Regions from separate parts of the Mus musculus genome. Here all the other regions are linked to region 4. A link is a loop called in an ENCODE intact Hi-C map of the cell type or tissue named here. Cell type or tissue: heart. All regions are shown on one strand. Region 1 has its middle 60 kb from the start of Gm31342. Region 2 has its middle 210 kb from the start of 1700012I11Rik. Region 3 overlaps Tg (thyroglobulin). Region 4 overlaps Tg (thyroglobulin). Region 5 overlaps Ccn4 (cellular communication network factor 4). Region 6 overlaps Zfat (zinc finger and AT hook domain containing).

Region 1 (4,000 bases), 420 kb before region 4:
CAGTGGATTTTGAAATCATTAAAGAGCTAGCACAAGTCCCTTGATACACAGGTATGACTGTGTCCTCAGAGGCCCATCCCTTACTACATAGTAGTGGACTTTAGAGGCCCAGCACCCGCACGCTGGGAGAGCTAAGCAGGGGTTGCTGGGGAGGCATTGGCCTCTGCTTCAGCCTCTCGTACTCACCACGGGTATCCCTGAGGATGTGGTTGAGGTACTCCTACCACCATAGGACTTTCTCCTCACTTCCCACCCCTCAGGTCCTACACGGGGACTGTCCAGGGCCCGAGCCAGAAGGTAAAGTGAATCCGCTGCCACGTGCATTACTAAATTATGTCGCCCTAGTTCTCAGTTACCTCACAGAGACCGGCTGTTGCTGGTTCTCACATCTAGAATCTTGCAAACTTTCAGCTTCAGTACTGCAGACTAAGGTGGACAGACACACACACACATAGACACACACACATGTGCACATATACACACACATGTGCACACATATACATATCCAAACACATACACACAATACACACACTCACATTCCTATACACACTCACACATATACACAAATACATACACACACACACACACACACACACACTCACATATACATACACACAATACACACACAAACACACACACACACACGAAACTAAATGAACACTTCAGATGGTCAAGATGACAAAAGGGACCATCCATAGCTCCTTGCAATGCTAAGCCTTACACTCTAATCTATAGCAGAAGAGAACATACTTAACTTCCACTGTTTGCTGATTTAGCTTCTCCATCACTTCAACTGGTCCCTGAAGCAGGTCTAGGATTTATGTCTGAGATGTTTTGTCACAGGAGTAGAGCCTGATCAGGTGAGTCTGGATCACAACTGCCTATAGGTGAAGGAGTGATCTGAGGAGAGACAACTGTGCAAGAAATAGAAGAAAGAGCTAGAGAGGCCACCAGTCCCCAGGGATATACATGAACGCAGTGGGACATGGAGGACCACTGTACAAGCTGAGTCAAACCACATCGACCCACCTGCAGTTCACCAGCACAGGGAAACACAGGCAGCCAAGTGGTGGGGTCAGGCTATTGAGGCCAAGCAGTTGGGTTGCATACAGCACAAAGATAGTGCCAGAATCTCTCATGGGGGAAAATGATGGTGGAGTCCTTTTCTGGATGGTGTCATTGGACAACAGAAAGGATGGGAAAGTGACAAAGGTCAGGGCTGTGGGTGCTCTGGACACTGCAGGTGTGGTCCACAATCAGGGAGTCAAGCCATTTCTCTCCGGTCCTCTTCCACTTAGCATAGGTGTATTCCTTGCCCATGGCAGACCTAAAACAAAAGATCTTGGTTTCTTCTTTGAGCTCTCAAGTCAGGGTTCCATGAATACTATTGAAATGGAAAGTTCCATGGGCTAAGGGCTTCTCAGCCTTAAGCTCCTAGGTGCAGCCTCCTCTCGTGGCCTCCTTGGCTGCCTCTGGACTCTGAGACACACTCTTCCTCCATACTTTCCAGCATTTGGACTAGCTTTGTGAAAGCATTGCCCCAAGCAAGAAGCTCAAGTTGACTGGGTCTACTCATGGATGAAGAGTTTCTTCCCTGCAGGAGGAGCTCTGGTTGGAACAAGGGTACCCATGGGTCCTTGGAATCGGTGATCAAAGCCTGCATCCTCTATAGATGGACCTCTATAGAGTAAAAGGGATGCCACAGTTTGTGCCACGAGAAAATGCAGGCTTAGTATATTCTTCATCTAACAGAAGACTATCAAGGGCAATGGGTACTGCAAATGGCTGTGGGCAAGAATAGGACTCTGCCAGGAGAAGGTTGGAAGCCATGGTAACAGATAACCAGACAGCAGTAACGCTCATAAAAAAAAAAGTATTGCTTTTGGCCTCATATGTATTAATTTGATGAGGCATAGCATCTTGAGGAAAAGAAGCAGACTCAGGCAGACATGTAGTGCGTCAGAGGGTAGAGCTAGCAAACACATCAAAAGTGAGGTCTCGGTCACTGTGTCCTGAACACTGATCATGACATTTGGTACCTGGGGGATGAGAACTCTAGGTGGTGTTCCTAGCACAAGAATTCTAGACATGAGCCCTACACAGTGGTTTGAGCCAGGAAAGCAAAACCAGCCCATGGCTGCCCAGTTTCTTCTGACCCCGTCCTTGGCTTAACGGTGCTAGCTGGAGTGTTCATGGGTGGTGGCCACCAGAGGGTGCAACAGAGCCATCTTAGTCAAGATCTCATGTCTGTTTAGCTGAAAAGCAGAAGCTTTTGAAAAGGCACACACCTGTGAACAAAGTCAGACCTTTAGAGGACTTTGCTATAGACACGAGCAAGCCCAACACCTTTCCAATAAGATCGCTGTCTCTGTCACTCACCTGAGTAAACCAGTCAAGAAAACAGGCCCAAAAGGGGACAGCCAAAGTCCCCAGCCAGTGTGGACAGGATAATAAATGTTCTCTTCCCACGGTTCACATGAAACCCAGGTCCACTGGAAACCTAGGACCTGAAACTTGTTCTTGGTTATCTATTATTTCTGAACTGTATGCCTATGAGAGAGCTTGATCTGAATCATGGTTTATTAATCTGTAAGAGGGTATTAAATGACATGGTAGACATGAAAAATTGTGCCAGCCATTTTCTGAGATTTTCTATGTGTCTAACATGTATTATGTTCCTCCTGAAATTCTCCCAAGAGACTGAGGTGGCAGTGGTATCTGCACCATACCTATGACTATAATGCTATATGCCTGTGGTCACCCTGTTCATAACTCCTCAGCCAAGAACAAAGACCAGAGCTGATTGTATATCTGTCAGGCCAGAGTAGGCTAATGCTGCAAAAACAAATAAGCTTCAAGTCCCACTAATGGAGAACAAGGCTAGTTTCTTTTAGGAGCAGTTTCAGGGATTTTGTGCTTTCCTTCATGTAGTGACCCAGCCAGTCATGAAAGACATTATTACCAACTTCACCTCCTTCAGCACATAGCCTTCAAGGTCACTGTACAGGAAACTGGTAATGCCTCATAAGCTCTCAAATGTCTCCAGTTAGATCTGATACCCACCACTTCCATATAGGTCCATTGACCAGCAGGAGTTTCATTGCCCAAACAACATCATAATGGGAAAATGAATGGTGGGATAAAAGTTCCAGAATCCTCGAGGGCAACCGGCCACCTCTGCCAAAATCTCTCCTTGATGTCAGAGATCCTGTCCTAGACTTAGAGCCAATTCGTGACAGCTCACCAGGTCTGCTCTGGTCAACCCTGGTTGATCAGAAGGCTTAAAAGATGCAAGCAGTAGGACGGGCTATAGAGAGGCAACCCAGGGGACAGGATGCCCAGCATCAGAGAATAGAGAATGAGGCTGCTCACCCCAGTTGCAGTTGTGTGCAAGCAAAGGCAGAGAGGGCTTGGTGGAGATGCTTGAACATCAGGGAGAATACAATGGAAAGATTGCAGATTGGCCAGAAATCCAAGCTATGCTCATTCCCAGGGACTTCAGGGTGGGTGCTTCTGTGTGCTGACTTTAGTTCCTAAAGTACACACTGGAAGGCTTGAGTACGATGTTTGTATCTCAAGGTTCCATCCAACCATGCCATTCCACTCTCAGAGGTCCTAGAAAGGCAGAGACACTGAACGTGGTTTTTCTTCTGAATGCCCAGCATCTAGCAAAGTACCAGGTACCTGGTTGGCAGGTGTATCAGAATCATGTTGGTTGCCAATAATACTAGATAGGATGGATGTTAACCTGTACTTAGAGCATAAACATTCCAGCCAGGCCTCTGGGTTCCCCTCACCTGCTTCTCACATGCCTCAGGACAGGCAGCCTCACTGACATACACATTTTACACAAATCTAGCATTCCAAGAGATGAGTCGTACTGCCCAGAGCCACACAGCTCAGCTCAGCAGCAGCGGACCTCAATGGGAACCAGGCACTCAGACTCTGAGCCTACGCTGTCTGCCCCTCTCCTGCCACGGTACCCTGGAATAGCTAAATG
Region 2 (4,000 bases), 760 kb before region 4:
AAAAAAAAAAAGAACTATAACCTGGGTAAACCAAAATAAACCCTTTTCCAAAAGAGTTGCTCTTTGTTGGTATAATGTATCATAGCAACAGAAATGAAATTAGAAAAATGCTAGTGAAGAAAAAAATAACAGGGTGAATACAGAGACCTCAAGAAAATGTCCTGAGGACATTGTTCTCATAATCTATAATCCTTCTAAAAGCATAAGAAAAGCACTTAAAAACACAGTATGACTTTTAAAGGCATTCAATTAGGTGATCAATTATATTAAGATATAAAATATATGATAATGAGACTGTGCATCTCAGACACAATCAAAGGAGTTATATTTTCTTATCACCCCTAGAATTTCAGTTCTTATTTTCATGCCAAAACTGTTTACTAGTGAACATGGAGGTGACCCATTTCTTTTACTAATTTACACTTATCTAATTCCCTAGTAACTAATAGTCACTCATTTATTCAGTGGACATTGACAGGGGTCTACAGTAACACATGCCAAACAGAATATTTTTTCATCAGATAGCAGAGTGTCCAGGATATGCAATTATGAGGAAGATCAAAGAGTGCACAGTGTCAGCAGATCATCTGCTGGGTGGAAACAGACCTGCATCATCAACCATTATAACTACACTCATGGTGACTGTGAACTTTGAAGGAGGGATTACTTGGGTGATATTAGTGACAGTAGACTTGGCATTATGGTTAACCATAGGCTCCATTTTTTCCTGACCATATGAGTTGGCCACTAGTCACCAGGTAGGTCAGAGATGTCTGCCTTTGGGCATCACTAGAAAGATCAAAAGGCATTCTAGTAGGGACTTCTTTGCAATGTAAGTTCAGAGTCAGGGCCGAGAGCCAGTGGAAGTGAAGCAGGAGAGCAGCTGTCACTATTCTCCAGAGTCCATTAGGAATAAAGTAAATACTTTTTGAAGAAATGAACACACCATGTGTTTTGTGGACTAGGTGGCCAGAATGGAGGTCAGTGGTCCCCTTTGAACCCCACCTATCCCTGCTGGACTCATTCATGCTCTGATTCCACATGCACCAAAATTCCTTTCTTCAGTCTTGCTATCTGTCAACTTCCACAAATCTCATGGAAATCACATCAAGATGTATATATGTATATTTAAAATGCATGCATATGTGCATGAATGCATATATAGGGTTAAAGCAATATATCATTTTAAGTTTTAGTCCAGAACACTGTGATCAAAACTGCTTTTCCCCTCAGATTGAGAATTAATAAATAAGAATAACCATAAAATAGCTAAAATTAAAAAAAAATCATTGGGGTTGGTTTGATATTCCTTCAGAAGGACGAAACAGAAAAATCCCAAAAGCTAGGTATCTTTTCTGAAGAGTTATTGTTTAAAAGCTGACCTCATGTTTTGTAGAGTTTGGTGCTGTAGCTTGTAAACACCTAATGCATCTAATAGTCATCACTTTTGACACAAAAGAGAAGACTCACCTTAAAGGTTTTGTTTGATACCATGAGTCCTCATTCTGTGGAATTTGGTTTTTCTTTTTACTACCTAGCACCAGGCCTTGCACTGGCAATTATACAGTGATTTTTCACAAGGTCCAGTAGGTGGCGCAAGAGAGCAGGCACTCTGGCCAGTGGCTACAGTGAGGCTTTGGACAAGTTGGAAGCTGACACCTGAATGTTAACTGTCCTCCTCAATTAGGTCAGTCACACATCCATTCAAAGCACATATTACTTCTGTAGTCCTGGCTTGAGGTTTGGGCAGATACACTGACTCTCCGAGTCTCAAAGAACAAGGCCTGACTAGAATTTACTACCTATACAAACATCTTAAAGTTCCATTCTTTTAAGGGACTATGGAGGACGGGTAGATCTTGTTAGGTAAGGGAAATGGAATGGTTATGGATGGATAGGGGGGAAGGATGGAACCAGAGAATCAACTTGGGAGGGGGAGGAGAGAGGGAGACAAAGGAGGGATTATGGGAAAGACAGGGGGACCATTTGAAGGGAAACCTATTATAGTAGAAGCCTCCTAAAATATGTGCATATATGAAGACAATGTAAATAAAATATCCAAGTAACAGGGAGAGAGACCCCCAAGTGAAGATCTCCTGTCACTCAATGAAGCTCCCAGTACTATGATTGGCTTACATCTAATTGAGTTGTTGGTTAAAAGGTTTCCATGAGAACCTGCACACAACCCAGGCTGTTGCCAAGAGAAGTTGGCTCTCCACAAACTGACAGCTAAAGACAACACCAATACAACTCGGGGAACATGAAGTTGAGTTGGTGTCTAACACACAGCCTTAATCCCTATGTTCTGGCATCTTTGCTGCAGTACAGTAGTACTCTGTACACTACCAAAAGAGACACAGAAACACAAACCCAGCCACAAGTGCTTTGATCTACAATACTGTTGTGCCTATGAGATATGTTAGGGCAATGGTGGCAGAAAGTTTCTGGGAGTAACAAGCCAACATCTAATTTGACTGATTCCATCAGATGGAACCCTTACCAATACTGCTTAGGTGATTAAGAACCTGAAATACACACACACACACACACACACACACACACACACACATGCGCACGGGCACGCAAAAATGTTCATTGCAATGAGGCATTGGTCATTGGTCTGTTTCAAGGCCTCTGGCTTCTGCTACATCATCAATACTGTACCCTCACTGAGACTCCTCTTGGATATCCTGTCGTTACCCTGTGTCACGGAGAACCTGCAGCTTTGGCTCTGCAGGACTGGTCCCTTCATGAGCTCCAGCATTTTATGGATGGAGTCGATATCTGAATAGGCCAACTCAAAGCCCTGGATCTGGGCCTGGGTGGTAGCTGAATTGCTCTTCTATACTTGCACCACCAATGCCAGCTTTCCAGCCCAGGTGAGAGGAGGGTCTCCTTCTGTGCATCTATGGACATCCACATGGCCCCAAGCAGCAGCCTAGAGCAGAGAGGTTCCAATGGCTTTAAGAAGTAACATGGGCCATGAGTATCAACTCAGACCTCTACTGATGCAGAGTCATGGACCCATACTCTGTGGCAGCATGGGCCTGAACATCACCATGGCCTCTGGCAACAAGGACAGGATACTCACATCAGGCTGTTTCTCACTATTCTCGTGTCTCCACTTTAGTCTTTCTTCATAGTGAACAAACAGCTCCTCTTGTCTTTCTCTTTCACCTCTTCACCGTGTACTTGACCATTGTATTGGTGACTGACCATGTCACATGGAGATAGTTACTCTTAAGCTGAGGTTGACCTGGGAGTTTATTATGTAGCCCAATCTGGCCTAGAACGCTTAAGGATCTTCCCATCTCAATGTCCCACATTACAATCATGATCTACCAAACCTACTTATGTTAGAACTTGTCTAGTCACTCACTCACTCACTCACTCACTCACTCACTCACTCATTCATTCATTCATTCATCCACTCATTCACTACTTGTTTATTCAAAATATAAGTGTTCCGGATACTGGCACAGGTAAGTTGCAATCAGTGGCTTCATTTAATTATGTATCCAGCACCAACTACATGTAGATCTCTGCTGACTCATGTGCCCATTTCATGGAGAAAAGGCTACAGAAACCATAATCAGTTTATCACATCTCATCTAGTGAGTGAAAGCCTTGTGCCTGGGCTTCAGTCTTTGTGGCAGCTATGACTGAGGAGGTCTCCTTCCCATAGCATCTTTGACTGCAGACAGCGCTTTTCTAGAACCAATGATGGTTTACTTAGCAAATGCATTCATCACTAGGTATAACCTCTCAGGCTATGATAATGGGATGTTTTGAGAGCCAATTCCTCCGTAGATTCTGGCTGCAGCTCCAGTTCAGTTACTAATCATTGTCTGTTTTGTACAGACCCTGGCCAAGCTGTGGATGCACCACCTGGCAGATTCACACAATGGTCAGATAGGTCAACACAAGATGAGGTTTACCTCATCAACATGAGATGATGTCCTCAAAGGCATCAGCCAGGAGCTGAGCCTCTCAAGAAATA
Region 3 (4,000 bases), 53 kb before region 4:
CACACACACACAGACACACACACACACAGACACACACAGACACACACACACAGACACACACACACACACACACACACACACACACACACACACACACACAGAGGAACAGATGAGCCAGATGAGCAGATGAAAGGCCTAAATCCTTCAAAGGCCTTTCGTTGTGACTCCGTTGCAGGGAGGCCAAGCCAGGGCACATTCCTTGAACACACACAGCAAGCACACGCTCAGCATAAGCAGTTCAGTGACTTACTGCTGCCAACTTATCACGTCTTTCCTGAAATGCCTGTTTTCACCCTGCGTGCCTCTCAGAATAATGAAGACCATCTGTGAGGCAGCCATCCCATAAATAAGCTGTTTGATTCTGTTTACCACCAAAAGAAGCTACTTCAGCTCCCTGGAATTCTGCCAGATTCTGCAGTGTATTTCCAGGCTTTGGTTGGGTGTGCCACGCAGATTGCCTATGTGTTTTCTACACTAGATTTTAAACTCTCTGTCACTAGTCCAAAATTTAGTAAGGCATATATAATTCTTCAAAGAATAACATGCATACTATATTGCTCTGGGTATCAGCAGGAGTTTTTTAAAAATAATACAATATCATCCAAAATTCTCTCTGCATATCTGAGAGTACGAGAGTGGCTAAGACTTCCAGAGCCTGGTTTTAGGCCCAGGTGCCTCCTTAGGAGTGACCTAACTCCTGTGTGCCTGTTTCCCATCAGCTGTAAGATGAGAATGATTACAATGACAGTGCATCCCTTGTCCTTGAATCACTGTGTAGGTGCAGGTCTCAGCCTTGGTGCTATCTGACCTAACAGTCCTAGGAGGTATTTTGTTTCTATGACAACCGATATTGCTATCCTCTCTTCCAACCTAGCAGGCAACTGGTTTAAGAATTATTGGAACTGCTTCTCAGAACACAGATTCCTGGTCCTATTGGGCATGGTGGCCTGAGACGTAGCATGTCTTACCAGTTGTGGGCGATACTGGCCCCAGTGTGGCTAACCTTGTGAACAGCACTGGCCTGGCCAATGGCATCTTAGGACAGAAAGGAAAGCCTGTCCTCTTTACTGAGCATGCTAAGAGGGGTAGGCCGGAAAGAAGGCAAAAAGGAGGCCTGACTGTCACAGGGAGGTCAGAGGCCTTGGAAACTCAGTACCCTTCTCTGTGAGCTGAAGGGCAGGCCTGCTCTCGGGCTCTGCAGTTCTCTCTGCCTGCTGTACATCACCATCATCTCTAACAGGCCTGTCCCTGTACCCCTGTGGTTAGAAGAGGGGGTGCATTAACTTCCCAGGGGAACAGCCAGGGTCGCTTGCAATAGTCTTCCACCCTTACTTCTCTGCAGGCATTTTACATGAGACTTTGCAATGCCTCCTACTAATGGAACAGTATTTCCTGTCTTTTGGCTTCTGGTTTCCCCATGCGGTTTATTTATGCACCAAAAAAATGAGGCAGAGATGAGTGTCTATAGACTTTCAGAAGCCTTGCACTTCTTCCTTATTCTGTCCTGCCTCTGCCACCTGCTGGAAAAGAGTACACTCATTCCCAGTGAGGAGGAAACCAGCCGGAGCAGGACCAGCCCCAGTTGGCCCAAGGATAATGGACCAGCAGCTGGACATGTTAGAGTCCTAAGGGACCTTGGACCCAGCTAGCTGAAGCTTTGAAAGCTAAATCAAATAAATCAACTTAATGTTTTGATGATAGACATATATATATATATATATATATATATATATATATATATATACATATACATATATGCATGCCATTAGCTTCCTGTGCAGCTTCATGGGTGCCATTTCCTTCTATACTATAAATGGAACCTGCGGAGCCTGGAGGGTGAGGTCAGTGTGATGAGGATGTATCTGTACCTGGTAATTTTGAAGCTGAATAGGGGTACAAGCTCTCAGGATGTAGACCTGCATCTAAGAAGTTAACAGAGCCCTCACTGGTGGGAAGAGGAACTTAGAAGCATGGTGAAATATAGAGGCTTACTTACCCTGCAGGAACTCTTGGCCTCCCAGACTCAAGGTCATCTGGCGGCTCCCCTGGTCATATGTCACCCCAGCACATGTAGCATTGGCCTGAGTAGCAGAGGTATCCCTCCAGTCATTGATGTGGCAAAGCAGAATGTCAGGAGAACTGAGAAGTCCACAGATGGTGGGCCCTGCCAAAGGGAATAGGCCAGTGTGAGGGAAACCATGAGGGCCATGCACAGCTGTCCTTTACTCTGAGAGCCTGGGCTGCCTGAGGATGGGACAGGGACACTGGGGCACCAAAGCCTGCTTTCAACTCACTTTTCAAAGATAGCCTTAGCCGTCCTCTTATGTGGCACTAATGTACTACACAGGGAGGATTGTGGACATGTTCAGTTGCTGGCACCAGCTGTGGACTTTGTCATGTTGTCACATGAGGGTTGAGATGCTATTGGGGAGTTAATGTCCACAATGAGCACACAGAAGACTCTGCAGTACAGCCTGGCTCAAGAGTCCAGGCCTCATTAGATATCCTCATATCACGGACTGTGAGACTGAGACACTACAAAAGGAGAAGTGGGTTTTTCTAGTGTCTGAGCAATAGTGAAAGGGTGGAGGCAGCAGCCGCTGCGTTGAGGAGCAGATTGAGCTGGCTGTAGAACCGCAGAGCAGTCTGGGTACAATAAAAATGTGGGAGCTCAAAAGAAGTCTGAGCACCATGGTTTATGTGAGAGAAAAAGTGATCAAGAGTGTAAGGGGGAAAGGAAAAACCAGGCAGGAGGGGAGGGAGAGAAGGAGGGAAGTAGGGAGAGAGGGGGGAATAGTAACATATTTAATTCAGAATTGGTGCCCTTGACCCTGACCCCCAGATAAGAAGCCACACATTTTCCTCATGTTTCTAAGATAGGGACCAGTTACTTGCTAATCACATCCTTTAGTTTCAGTGACACTTATGTAAACCTTAAGGCATGGGAGTTCCTTAGAGTCCCTCTTTCCAGTAGCCTCCACTACAATGCAGGTTTGGACCCTCAGGAGTTATCACTAACTACTCCTCATTGAAAATATAACCCATCCATTGGGATTTAGAGGAAGGTAGTCAGAGGAGGCTAGAGGCAGCTGCAGCTTTTGTGAGGGATGGCTAGGAGGGGTAAGGGAAAGGAGGAATTTTAAAGAAACTAAAGGTTTTGAATGCTGTGGTAAATAAAGGGTGTAACAGGATTTTGTCCCCAGATCTCAGCAAGTCCAGCCAAAGCCCCCTGAATTAAAACTCCTAACTACCCCCTGTACCAGATGAGTTGGGAAGGACAGCCAGATGTTTTTAGCCATGTCACAAGGGCCCAAATTCTGACACTGCATGTGAGGGTAGGGGTGGGTAAGTGCTGGGCAATTCACTGATGACAAGTTAGACTTGGAAGGAATAGAAAGCAGGCTGCCAACCACAGTGTTGTGGAAAGAAGGGCTTGGAAGGCTCACTGCCCCCATGGAACAAAATGATCCTTCATATATGATCCCAGGGAAAATGAAGTCAGTGTTTCCATGGAAGCATCACATGGTCTGCTGAGTAACACAGCATCTGGAGAAACAGTCGCGCCCGCAGAATATATGTTTAGTTCAAGGAGGCATCCTGTCTCTGAAGACAGACTTTCTAAACTTGGGTATGGAGAAAGACATGTGTTGATGCACAAGCGAGGGACAGTTGATAATTTGCCCATCTAAATACTAATAGGAACCCACACTGTATACGGCTGAAACCAAAAGGATGATTAAGAATCAAGTTGTTCTAACCATCTTTTAACTAAACAATCTCATTCTGGGGTAGAGGATGTAGCTTCATTGGTACAGTGCTTGCTTTGCATACATAAAGCCCAGGTTCAATCCCTAATACCACATAAACCTGGCATGATGGAACATGTCTATAATAATAGCACTGAAGAGGCAGAAAGAGGAAGGTTACAAGTTTAAAGCCATCCTTGGGTACATAGTAAATTCTAACAGGATAAGAAAGATAGTGTTTCAATAAAAACAAC
Region 4 (4,000 bases):
ATTTCAGGGATTGGCTCCTCAGGAAATAAAGCTCTAACCTAGCTGAGCTGACAGATGTCAAAGGTCAGAATCTACATAAGCAGCATTATGCAATGGGTCCAGCCATAGCCATTCTTTAGACATTACAAATTGTCATCACCTACAAAGTTCATGCAACACATATAATAACAATGCAAACAGCAACAACATGTTAAATATGTTTGTGATTTTTGTAGGGTCATATCTTTTGCTAAGCTAGATGCAGCCCCTGGGCCATAGGTTGGATATGCCTGGAATAATACTCTAGTAGTTCCTAAAGTCGCTGCTGTCGTAGCTGTGCTGGTCTGACAGCACAGATGAAAGCTACCTAGAGAATGAGTCTGATGGCATGACCTGTCTTCCACTTGCCACATAGCAAGGTGGGCACCTCTTTCAGCCGGCAACGGCACCATACAAGCAAGCAGAAGCTTCAACAGTGTGCAGCAGATGAAAGCTGGCTAAGCTGTGTCTTCTTTCACACCCATAGCAACCTAGCAAGGATGTAGAACTCCAGTGCAGTTTCTGCCTTAGGCACCAGAGTCAAAGAATAACACTTGATCCCTTCACATTGCCAGAAGTGTGGCTGATTACCTGTCTCAGCCAGCTCCCGCCCCTGGCTGTCAGCACAGTAACAGTACCCAGACACTTCAGGGAACCTGCCCCGGAAGGAACTGAAGGTCACAAATGCATCTGGAAACCTGTCAGAGAGGAAGATGCGTGGTCACTGTTTCATAAAATACAAGTCATCTTCAATTGAAGCCAGTGTAGCAGAGTCCTCAGCTGCATGTTCAGCTCTTTCCAGCTCTGGTTTTACTTAGCCAAAGCAAGGCTAGACCATGCTTAGCTGTCACCTACCAACTAGCCATATTGCTTGTCCGTTATTGCAGGCTGTGGATTTGTGTGGAAATTAGTGCTATCATAAGCAAAAGTAGAAACGAAAACATCTGTCTTGTCCCCACATATAGGGGCTATATAATTTTTAAAAGTTCTCTAGGCAGTGGTGGCACACACCTTAAGTGGAGGCAGAGGCAGAGGCGGAATTCTGTGAGTTTGAGGCCAGCCTGGTCTATAAAGCCAGTCTGCAGATAGCACAAATCATCGCACTGCATATTAAGACCTCACAGGGGATTGGGAAGGACTGACTGCCCCTGGGTCCCCGGATCTCTAAGACCCCTGGAAATAAGTCTGCAAAGCTTTCCCTCCCAAGTACATTTTCAACCATCTACTCGGAAAGGAGTCATCCCTGACTCTACTCTTCTGCTCTTCTAGACATTTCTTCTCCACATTCCAAAGTTCTGTGTGATAGACATGCCTCCAATACAGCTCCACCTCCTAAGTGCTATCCCCTCCTCTATGTGGAGCCACTGTCATCTCCCTCAGAACTTGGAACTCAGGGTGCAACCCCACGACCCACGCTGCCCTTTCCTAGCCCAGGTAACCCTTTCTAAAGTGCAGGCATCTGGTGGTGTTTATGCAATGCCCTACCAACGCGAATCCTCACTCTACATCCAGGCCTTCAAATATTTGAGGCAATGTCAAGGACATACAGAACAAAATTGCGCAGCTGAAGCCCAGCTGCAACCGGCTGTCCCGTACTATATCTGTCAACCTGGGTAATCTGGACCTATTCCATGTGCATTTCACAGCTCCTTCCACTGGTTCAAAGGAGTCACTGGACCTGGGGCAGCCAGATCTACATAGTAACAGAAAATTCCTGATTACCCCTGGGCTTTTGATAATCAACCACCCAATCGTTCCCATGACCTTTCTAGGGCAGAATTTGTTCAAAGATGAGAGAGAGAGAGAGAGAGAGAGAGAGAGAGAGAGAGAGAGAGAGAGAGAGAGAGAGAGAGAGAGAGAGAGAGATTGGGATCCTATTTCAGAATTGAGTGCTTTTGTTTGCATTAGCAATGAATACTTGATTCTCAACATTTATTTAACTAGACTGCCCTCTTGTGGCATTAACTGTGAACTGAGCCTCAATCTCAATTTGCCCCCCTGTAAAGGTCTTTGATGCATCCATCAAATCTCTAAACTGGGGTTGTAAACTTAGGGTGTGGAAGACTCTGTGCCTTATGCTGTGTGAAAAGAGAAATGAATCAAATGAAACAAACAAGCAACAATTTTTTAGACACCTCTAAAGCCTACCATGCTTCCCAGGGTGAGCTCTTTAAAGTCTTCCAAACTACACTTTCTAATTATGTCTGTATTAAAGCTGAAATCTCTAAAACTCCTTGGATACAGTTAGCATTCAGTTGGATGTGAACTGAAGATGCCTGGATTGCACAGAGTAGAGGAGCATTTGGTGATTCGGGCTGCCTGATGGTCCGTGCTCCCAGTTAAGTTAATCTGTAGTCGCCAGGTGGTGGGGGGAATCTAACCTACATGTTCTAAAACTGGGTGAAGCACGAGAATTCCTTGCAGATGATCACGTTGGGATGATACATATTCTCAGTGGTTTCATAAGTGAAGTCTCAGGAGAGCTTAATCTTGGCCTAGTAAATAGAGCACAAACTTCCATTTCCCAGCAGAGAACACTGAAGAGGCTCTGGGAAGATAAATGACCAGGTCACCTTGCAAAGTAGTGGCAGATGAAGACTGCAGGTGGCAGAGGCAAAGGCTATGGGGCAGGATTGTACTGGGAACAGACAAAATTGGCAGGAGTGGGATAGCCAAACTCCCAGGGACCTAGGACACAGGAGGGTTTGGTACAAAGCAGGTAGCTAAAGACTGGCTTCTTGACCACATAAACAAATTCATACACCTCTAGCCTCAGTATTTATAGCCATACTCTGCATTTTGTGTTTAGGTTGAATGTATGAGATCACTGATACTGAGCTCTGTGAAAACCTTTCAGGATATGATCTAATGAAAACGCCAGGCTTCTAAGGTATTATGCAACTCAGATCAAGTTTGTCTGTGGGACCAGCACTTGGGGCATGGTCTGTGACCCTTCTGGCACAACACATGGGAACATTCTTTCTCACTCAGAAACTGGCTGTTCTGGAAGGCAGCCACATGGAGGCTCAGGTTCTCCCAAAGAATCCACAGCAGTGTTCATACAAGCTAGTGCTCTCTCACTCTCTCGCTCTCTCTCTCTCTCCCCCCCCCCCGTCTCTCTCTCCAAAATGATCTAATGTCATTTAAAGGCTGCATGGCCCTTCACAATCATTGGGTACTCTAGGGTAGCCAAATATCATTTTGGGTCAAAGTATATAGATATTTCTTTTATATTTGTTATTTAAACAGTAAAGTCCTTAAAAAATGCACACAATATTGAACTTACAGAAGTGCATGCATATCATCACACCATGCTTTTTAATAGGTTCTTTCCCCTTTGACAGGATTCTCTTTCTGTCCACTCTTCCACTGCAGCCCCTATCTCCAAGTGGCCCTCAACAACTGCGCTGTCCTTCACATTAATCTCTGCTTTTGGTTTTACCCAGACCTAGCGTACTCATCTGATCATAGGATCACATGTTCATCTGATCATAGGATCACATGTTCATCTGATCATAGGATCACATGTTCATCTGATCATAGGATCACATGTGTGTACATATAAAAAACCTTTTTGCTACCTTTTTAAAAAATAACTAAATTCTACCCTTGCACTGCCCATTTGGTTTGGATTAGTATGACAGACTTTGGAACCCTGTTCAAGGCAACTTATCCAGCTTTGGTGCCTTATTTGAGCAGCTATACAAATGTTTATGGTATATTACTTTTAATCAGCTGTTCTCCCTGTTTGATGAGTGGTCACTTTTCTCCTCAGCTCTCTGCTAGGATGGAGAACAACACAGCCAATACCCAGATATGTAGTTCTCTGCACTCTCGTGTTTTCATTGCTTGATGGGCTGGTGAGGCACAGAGTACACTTATGTGGTGGTTTGAGAGAGAATGGCTCCCATAGGCTCATAGATTTGATCACCAGGGAATGGCATTATTAAAGGATTAGGAGAAGTGGCCTTGTTGGAGGAAG
Region 5 (4,000 bases), 220 kb before region 4:
TGGTGAACCTTGGACTCAGAATACAAATTGTAAGTCTGTAGACATCCCCGTGGAAGCAACAGGCATGCAGGCAAGCCCAATAGCTGGCAAAGCTTAGCCTCACAAGATCTGGGAGCAGGGCCCTGGGTGCACTGAGAGGATGGGAGGAATTTCCTGGTGACTCAAAGGGAGGAGCAGCCCCGTGTGCACTTTAAGGTGACATAGAATTTCCCAGAAGCACCTTGCTTGGGAGGAACATTGTCTTAGAGCATTACAAGCCCTTTTCTGCACCCATACTTTTCTTGGGATTCTGTCCTTTCTGTCCCTACAGGATCCCTGCCCTCTTCTAAGAGAGCCCTGGCTGTCACAACACAAGCAGTCAATGCGCCTACCCCAAACTAGACAGATGCATCTGTGCAGACACAGTACCCTGGGACCCTGTAGTATCCTTAAGAAGGAAGAAAAGAGAAAAATAAACCATCAAGTAAGGAGAAGGCTGAGTAGGAAGGACTGAGAAAGGAAAAGAGAAATAAGAATAAAAGCTCCTTGGTCCTTCCAAATTGACGTGGTTCACATAAAACTCCTTTTACAATGTGCTTCTGGCACTGAATTCTGCAGATGCCACAGTGTTAACAGGATGACAAGAAGAGAGTGGCGTGCCCAAGATGCCTCCCAAACCGCATGCACAGCACACGCTCAGTGAGAGCTGGCCTGCCCAGCTACATGGCTGCAGGCCTGCCTGTCTGTCTCTGCTCACTCTGAGACCTTCAATCCCTGCTCAGGAATCGTTAGAAGCACAGCCCAGCAGAACTCCCTGGATTTTCTTCCCCACCAGAATCACCTTGACAGTCCTAGTACACTGATGCCCAGCGTTGTCTCCAGAGAGCCATTCATAGGCTGCTGGAGGGGATACAGGGCATCAAGGCTCTTCTAGATAGTTCTGAAGGCAGCAACCATCAACACAGAGGCCCTGATCACACTTGGACTCTGGATTCTTCTAGACAGGCACGAGTCGGCCTGTAGTGCTTGTGATTCTTAAGAGGGTAGGAACAATGACTTGAGAACACTGGATGGAGGACAGGGTCAGAACAGAGCCTCGGGTCATCTTTCTGCTTTAACATTCTTTACGCCTAGTATGAAGTACCTCCAAGTGTCCTACAGAGAGCTACCAGACATGGCTTTGGGACATATCTTTCTTTCACCCCTCAGGGCAAAATGCTGTTAAGTGATGATTTGAAATTCATCTTAGCCCTTGAGAGTTTGTTAAAGTACCTGAAAACAGAGAAAAAGAAAGGCATAGCTTGCTAGCAATGTCCCTAAGATTCCCATACTTCTGGACAAAAGGAACAATATGGGTAAGCAGGGTAAAGTATTTTTTGATCCCTGCTGTCAAACTTACAGGAATGCTAAAGCTGATTGAAATTGAGAAGAAAAGTCTATCACTGTAGGGAAGCTCATAAATGCTTGTAGCAGCATTGTGGGAAAGCCTGCATATGCGTTTGTACCAGTGCCATGGGAAAGCCTGCATACGCATCTGTAATATGCTGTTTACAGGTGAGCAGTGGCTAAGGGTGGGACAGCATGGTCCAGCGCTCTAGATGAACCCAGAAACTAAGTGATCCTTGGGGCTTCACACAGTACGATCACACCATTTTAAAAAAGGTACTCACTAGGAACATAGGATCAGAATAGAGGACCTTGCCTGGGTGGAGAGAACCCTTTAGGTCACCCAGTGATGGGTGACATGCTAGTCTCTTTTCTCAGGGCATGAGTGTCGAGAGGACACAGGGAAGTGGGGGGATCTCATGTGACACCCTTACCACTGCCAGGGCTGGGCAATGGGGACTGTAGTTCTATCAGAACTCTCATCCTCATTTTAGAAAGGGTGGCAGTGGCCCGTCATCAACCTAATGAGAGGCACTAGTGTTATTTCCATACCCAGTGGAAGAAACAAAGACTCAGAGCTGAAGCAACATGTTGGTCTAAGTGCCCACCAGTCCTTCTGACTCTGGGGTCCCTCCACAGTGGTTGTCATTGCTAGCTGCACCATACATACCCTCATCCACCCATGTTCATTTATTTATTCTCCCATCTTCCCACCATACCTACACACTACGTCTCTACCAGGTACCTTGTCCCTTAAGAGGCAAAGCATGGGCCACTGCAGGATTGCATCACAACAGAGATGATCCCTAATTCCAAAGGGCCCCGGAAGAGGAGAGAATGGCTGGATCTAGAACTCCAGAAAGGGGAAATCACCTGAGTGCCCACAGGTGTGAGAACAGACTTGGGCAATGCTCAGGGAACAGTAGTGAGTGGTGTGGGTGGGGAAAGCCTGGCTGAAGCCTTTGGGCGACTGTGCTTAGATGCTCCACCAGAGGTCAGTGTCGAGGCAGAAATGGTAGATCACCCCCTAATGTCTGGGGATGCTGAGGAGTCTCTGGGCCTAGAAGCAGCTGCTGAAAAGAGAGGCTCTGTGGGAGATAGGAGATAGGGTAGGTCTGGGCCCAGGCAGTGGCTTGCACCACAGGAACCTAGGGGTCCCACTGTTTTGCTGCCATATTTCTGGTCCAAAGGACCATGCCAGGGAAGGTGCCACTTTTTCAGTGCCTCCTGGGAACTTCAGGACACCAGGTCCCCTAGACTACTGTATGGGAGGATCTTAGCTCTCAGCCTTGCAGACCTGGGCCAGGCATGCGTGGGAGACCCTTTCACTTTACAACACAGCATTGGATTCCCCCCTCCCCCAGGCTTTGTTCAAGAGGATTTTCAGGGAGTGAAGTTGCCCCGAATTTTCACTCTAGCTGGCTAGAGGGTAAGAACAAGGGCCGTGGAAGACTGCAGTTTTCTACCCATCCATTTTACTGCATTTGGGGAGTCACTGGCTGGACAAGGCAATTTTGTATGGAGAGGATAAAAGGGGCAAGAGTTGAGGATCTTTCCAAACGATAAGCACTAATTTAATCATTCCTCCAATGTACAAAGAGGCAAGACAGGGTAGACAGGACTGTGATCCTAGCCCCCGAGAGGCAGAGACAGAAGGATCATGAGTTCTGGGCTATCAGCATGCCATCTCAAAGGGAAAGGACAGTGCACTTAGAGCCTCTACTAACCTCCAGGTACAACGGTACATGATTGGTACCAGCTCTAGGCCCTTCCTCCTAAGGAGACGAGAGTGTGAAAAAGACCAAGGGCTGGAGTTATAGCAGCCACATCCTGGCTACACCCATCTCAGGGTTTCTATGTAGGGTAAAAATGGTTTCAGTACTTTCAGAGAATTTTAATAAAACCACAATAAGGCAGGGTAATGAGCTTAATCTTAGTACTTGGGAGGCAGAGGCAGGTGGATCTCTGAGATGGAGGCCAGCCTGGTCTACAGAGTAGTACCAGGTCAGCCAGGGCTATACAAAGAAACTCTACTTTGAAAAATCCAAAATAATAATACTAATATTATAATAATTCACTGTCATTCTTCATATTTCTTTCTATGCCTACCAATAATGTACATTACATAACATATAACATATACTATATTATGTATAATTACATATTTTATAATGAATATATATACAACTCATGATATAATTAAATTATATGTGCTTACATTAACTTATATTGTGCTTACAAGTTTATATATGTAACTTAACATATATAAACTTGAAATATAATGATTGTGAGACAAATATTCAAATGAGATTTTGAATCTCCTAAGGTTGAAACAATGACACCGTCCCCTCCATGACCAGCCTTCATCATCACCTGTACTTTGTTGACCTTGTTACTTTTTTGTTGTCTAGACACATGTACACACACACACACACACACACACACACACACACTCACACACATACACACGTACACACGTACATGCACATGCACGCACAAGCGCACACACAGAAATGTAGGAACTCGTAGGCACCCAGTGTTTTCACAGAGATTCTTAATGTGTCTGTGAAATGGGAGAGAGTTCTAGAAACTGCAACCTACATACAATTATGATGGCAACACAACGAGTTGCTGT
Region 6 (4,000 bases), 1.6 Mb before region 4:
ATTTCTACCTGGTGATCCCTGATGCTGTTTTGTTCTAGTAGTTTCTGAATTGCATATGCCTTTTGTTTCCCCCCAGTGTGTGTGCATATGTATGTATGCATATGTGTCTCATTTGCCCATATATCTATGCATGCATTTTTGCTGTGTGTGTGAGTGTATGGATATGTATTTGCACAAACATTTACGCTTTACATGTGTGTATCTCAGGGGACTGAGCATGCAAGTGAGGAAGCAGGCAGTAGTGTTAGCTAGCCAGCTAGACTTAAGGGTCTAACTGCTGCCTGCTGTCTTCAGCATCAGGACTTTGCTAACCTGCAGTGTCTCCATCTCCTACTTGATTGCTCCCTCAGTAACCTCCCTAACATCCTTGTAGGGTCCGTGGTGGCAGGTGTAGTTATTACATCCAAGGTGAGTCTCTGTGTATTCAGAGAGGGGAATGTGGCTCAGTACACCTCAGTGCCTGTAGCCCAGAAACTACCCTACAGCAGAACGGACGTCACTCAGACAGAAACGAGAGACTCTTACCATCTCTTCAGTGGCAGATAAAATGTAAGTCTCTAAATCTCTTCAGGTCTAATTTCTCATCTGAACGATGACTAGCTCAAGCTGTTGGTTGGACATGCTTGGAAGTAGAAGCTGGTCTTTGGTTAGCCATATCCAAAGCCTGTGAAAACCATGCCAAAGCAAGGCGAGCTTTGACAGACAAGACACCAGCCTCCCCTGCCCACAGATAACCCCCGAGGTACCATGCCAGCCCAGTCCTGTTGATGCCTCAACAAATGCACACCTTTAATGTGTGGGATTACCAGGCATCTCAGAAAACGCTGATGCACACACCAACCTCTACAGCTCACAAAGTTAACGGCTTTATTAAATGCCAGGGAGAAATCCCAGAGGCGTTTCTCTGCTGAATTTGAATTAACAAAATAAAATGAGGAATGTACAATATCAGCTATAATTATGGCTGGGCCAACAGTGGCATTATAATTTTATGCATACACATTTCTTCCATGGTAAAATTTGACATGAAAATTTTAAAGTTATTTTTAAGCACTCTCAAAGTGAGAGCCCTGTGCAATGAAGTAAATTTACACGGAATAGGGTAATCACTGAAAAAAGAAAATGTGGCCCTTTCCATGGGAAACACGACAAACACTAACAGAGACAGGAATGGTCCCTGAACCCAGCAGACCTGTGGGAACATGGCATCATGAGGCTTCGATGCAGAAATCAATAGTGCAGTCCATCAGAAAATGGTGGAGACCACGACCCATAACTCACCTGATGCCCCTGAGCAGCAAGTTTCTGCCACGATTCCCACGCTGAAAGTAGAAGCAGCAGAAGTTTCATTGCCTGTTTGAGAGGGCAAGGGTACTGCCCCAGATGGCAGCAGAGTGCTCCCAAGTGCCCAAGTGGCTTTCTGGCTTTGCTCATCTTCCTTCTGAAGTAATCACTGTTCCATTGCTGGGAAGATACCATGACTAAGGCAACTCTTATGAAAGAAAGCATTTAGCTGGTTCTTGCTTACAATTTTGTTACAATAGGTTTAGTCTATTATCATTATGGTGGCATGTAGGCAGGCCCTGGAGCAGTAGATGAGAGCTACATCCAGAAGGAAGAGAGAGAACTTGGCCTGGCATGTTCTTTTGAAACCCCAAAGCCCAGCCCAAGTGACAAACTCCCTTCAACAAGGCCACACCTCTTAATCCTTCTCAATCTTTCAAATAGTGCCATCCTGCTGCCTAAGCACTCAAATATCTGAGCCTGTGGGCACCATTCTTATTCAAACCCCCACACTATCCCTCACATCAGTGCACATGGGCGCCAGTGCTGAACTTCCTGCTTAGCATTATTGCTGCTCTGCAGAATGGTGCTTTATAGCCTTCAGGCCGATTAAGAATAGGCCAGGCAGTGACTGGTTATGAGGAAAGTCTGTTCAGAGTTGACTCTGGCCTGACTCACCTGCCAGGGTTGACCAGGTGCCCCTGCGCTGCCCTGCCAGGACAAGTCCATCTGGCTGTGGATTTGATTGTGCCTTTGGATTGAGTTCCTACTGTGTGCCCACCTGCTGAGTGACCCAGTAATACCTTCCATGGCCTAGTCTTCTCATTGTCAGGTGGACACAAATGCCTCTCTTTGATGAGGTAAATGTGAAGGCTAATAAGTAGGGTCATAGGTCGAACAGTATCTGGCAAAGTCAGTGTGGTAGCTTTGTTTCAAATTTTGTTGTATTGCCACAGATGACCACCAGAGGGTGATGTTAGCACATATATTTGCGAAAAGTTATCCACCTGGAATGGTGGTTCACTGTTGCCTGGTTTTGAGCTGTCCCTAAGCTGTGTGGTGGGCGGAGATTAGTAAGTATATATGATTAGGGTAAATCCGCATCAAGTTATTTCCTGTTAGCAAGTAGTACTACACAGGGAACACAGCTCCTGTCTACTGTCTCTCCTAAGTTCTAATTATTCCTTTGATTATAATGCTGGTTAGGTTGGGGACAGCAAGACTCACATTTCCTCTCAGCACCCACTATGAGAAGAGCACGCTGACACCACAGGTCGGCTGATGTGGCAGGCAACTTGGAAGGCTTTGTTGAAGCTTTGGTGGTGTTATTATTTCGATGGGAGATCCTTGGCAGCTGGTTAACACCTCTCAGCCCCAGGCTTCTCTTCTGTAAGTGGGGATGGTGATGGTGGCGATGATTATGGTGATAGTGGGGATGATGGTGATATTGCTGCTGCAGCTGCTAGTATTGATTGTCATGAGGGTGATAATGATGGTGATGATGGTGGTGGTGGTGATAGCACCACCAATTTGGCTACTTCCCAGGACATCAGTGATGATGAAGTTAGTCACCGATGTGAAGCAGTATGTGGATATTATTTACTGTTGGAGGTAGCATAGATCTTATTCTGCAGCCAGGCTGGCAGGGAAGGTTGGGATGGCACTCGGGCTGTGGAATCTTGATGCATTGTTCTTGTGGAAGGTACATGGACAGTTGTAAAACACTGAACTCTGGGTAGGTAGGTCTTCTACCTACCCAAGTCCTCTACTTCCCCAGGTCTTCTAGTCATCTGGCTGTCTATTCACCTGAGTCCTCTACTCACTTAGGTCAACACTGACCTGGCCTACACATTGCAGCACTGGAATCTGCCGCCTGGAGGCTAGGCAGTCTGCACTTACCATGCCCAGAGTGTCTACTTGTGATACACATACGTTGTATGTCTGAAGTATATTTTCTCATTTAATCCAAAGCTGAGTTGACTTTGCAACTGGGAAATCAGTCTCCTCCTTTTTCCATTTGGGTCCTCTTATCAGTCTTGCCTGTCCCTGTGAGAGAAAGACAGGAAAAGACCCTTATGGAGCTCCACCTAGCTCTCTTCCACCAGGGCAACGTTTACATCCTTTGATTTGTCACTGCGTTCAGAACTGAACTTGGTCTAAACGCCTTTGTCAGTCTGGTGCCCAGCACTTCTAGGAATGCAGAGCTGTTAGGGACGTTGACGTCCACCTCAGGAAACACACTGTTGTTTTGTTTCATTGTCCATCTCCTCAGACACCAACTCAAGTGTGTATGTATGTGTATGTATGCATGCGTTTCTGTATGTGTACATGGATGTGTATATGTGTATAGATGTGTGTTTGCGTGTATATGTATTTCTTTGTATGTATGTATATTTCTGTATGTGTGCTTGCATGTGATTTGCACATTTGTGTATGTATGGATATATGTATGTATGTATGTGTTTGTATATGTGTGTATATTTGTGTTGTATATGTGTGTATGTGCACATGTGTGTCTGGATGTGCCTGTATGTATGTACATATGTATGCGTATCTGTGTTCACATATGTTTGTGCTTGTACACTTGCCTGTGCAAGTGCATAGGGAAGTTAGAAGTTGCCATCAGTATGCAGAGGTTCTTTTTTTTTTCTCAGAATTATTTATATTTGTATGTGAGTACACTGTAGCTGTCTTTAGATACACCAGTAGAGGGCAT

What was found. Peaks named below come from ENCODE experiments on the same cell type or tissue, not always from the same donor. Only the 100,000 strongest peaks of a DNase experiment are listed, where the experiment ranks them.
Region 1: a loop joins it to region 4, with 4 times the contacts of the local background. A loop is called at or near these places in 41 of 42 quality-filtered maps.
Region 2: it touches region 4 in a loop (2.4-fold over the local background); 9 of 42 quality-filtered maps call a loop at or near these places.
Region 3: a loop joins it to region 4, with 2.3 times the contacts of the local background. A loop is called at or near these places in 10 of 42 quality-filtered maps.
Region 5: it touches region 4 in a loop (9-fold over the local background); 41 of 42 quality-filtered maps call a loop at or near these places.
Region 6: a loop joins it to region 4, with 2.4 times the contacts of the local background. A loop is called at or near these places in 7 of 42 quality-filtered maps.

What each region holds. Positions count from the first base shown.
Region 1 is chr15:67,097,238-67,101,237 of GRCm38, reverse strand. No RefSeq gene overlaps it. Among named protein-coding and RNA genes, the nearest start is that of Gm31342, 60 kb to the right of the region's middle. In heart, a CTCF peak has its summit at 2,198 (motif pointing right); a DNase peak (open chromatin) is centred at 2,187; H3K27ac peaks cover 217 bases.
Region 2 is chr15:67,432,090-67,436,089 of GRCm38, reverse strand. No RefSeq gene overlaps it. Among named protein-coding and RNA genes, the nearest start is that of 1700012I11Rik, 210 kb to the right of the region's middle. In heart, a CTCF peak has its summit at 1,586 (motif pointing right); no DNase peak of the experiment used is centred here.
Region 3 is chr15:66,727,680-66,731,679 of GRCm38, reverse strand. It overlaps Tg (thyroglobulin), which reads right to left. Exons shown (of 48, transcript NM_009375.2): 27 at 1,997-2,164. Among named protein-coding and RNA genes, the nearest start is that of Tg, 59 kb to the right of the region's middle. In heart, a CTCF peak has its summit at 1,519 (motif pointing left); no DNase peak of the experiment used is centred here; H3K27ac peaks cover 2,903 bases.
Region 4 is chr15:66,674,748-66,678,747 of GRCm38, reverse strand. Tg (thyroglobulin) reads right to left here. Exons shown (of 48, transcript NM_009375.2): 6 at 610-716. Among named protein-coding and RNA genes, the nearest start is that of Tg, 6.0 kb to the right of the region's middle. In heart, a CTCF peak has its summit at 2,001 (motif pointing left); DNase peaks (open chromatin) are centred at 627 and 3,027; H3K27ac peaks cover 1,707 bases.
Region 5 is chr15:66,898,229-66,902,228 of GRCm38, reverse strand. All of the region lies in intron 1 of Ccn4 (cellular communication network factor 4), which reads right to left. Among named protein-coding and RNA genes, the nearest start is that of Ccn4, 8.9 kb to the right of the region's middle. In heart, CTCF peaks have their summits at 2,145 and 2,345 (motif pointing right); a DNase peak (open chromatin) is centred at 2,358; H3K27ac peaks cover 1,390 bases.
Region 6 is chr15:68,237,556-68,241,555 of GRCm38, reverse strand. The region is part of intron 1 of Zfat (zinc finger and AT hook domain containing); the gene reads left to right. Among named protein-coding and RNA genes, the nearest start is that of Zfat, 19 kb to the left of the region's middle. In heart, CTCF peaks have their summits at 2,232 (motif pointing right) and 3,982 (motif pointing right); no DNase peak of the experiment used is centred here.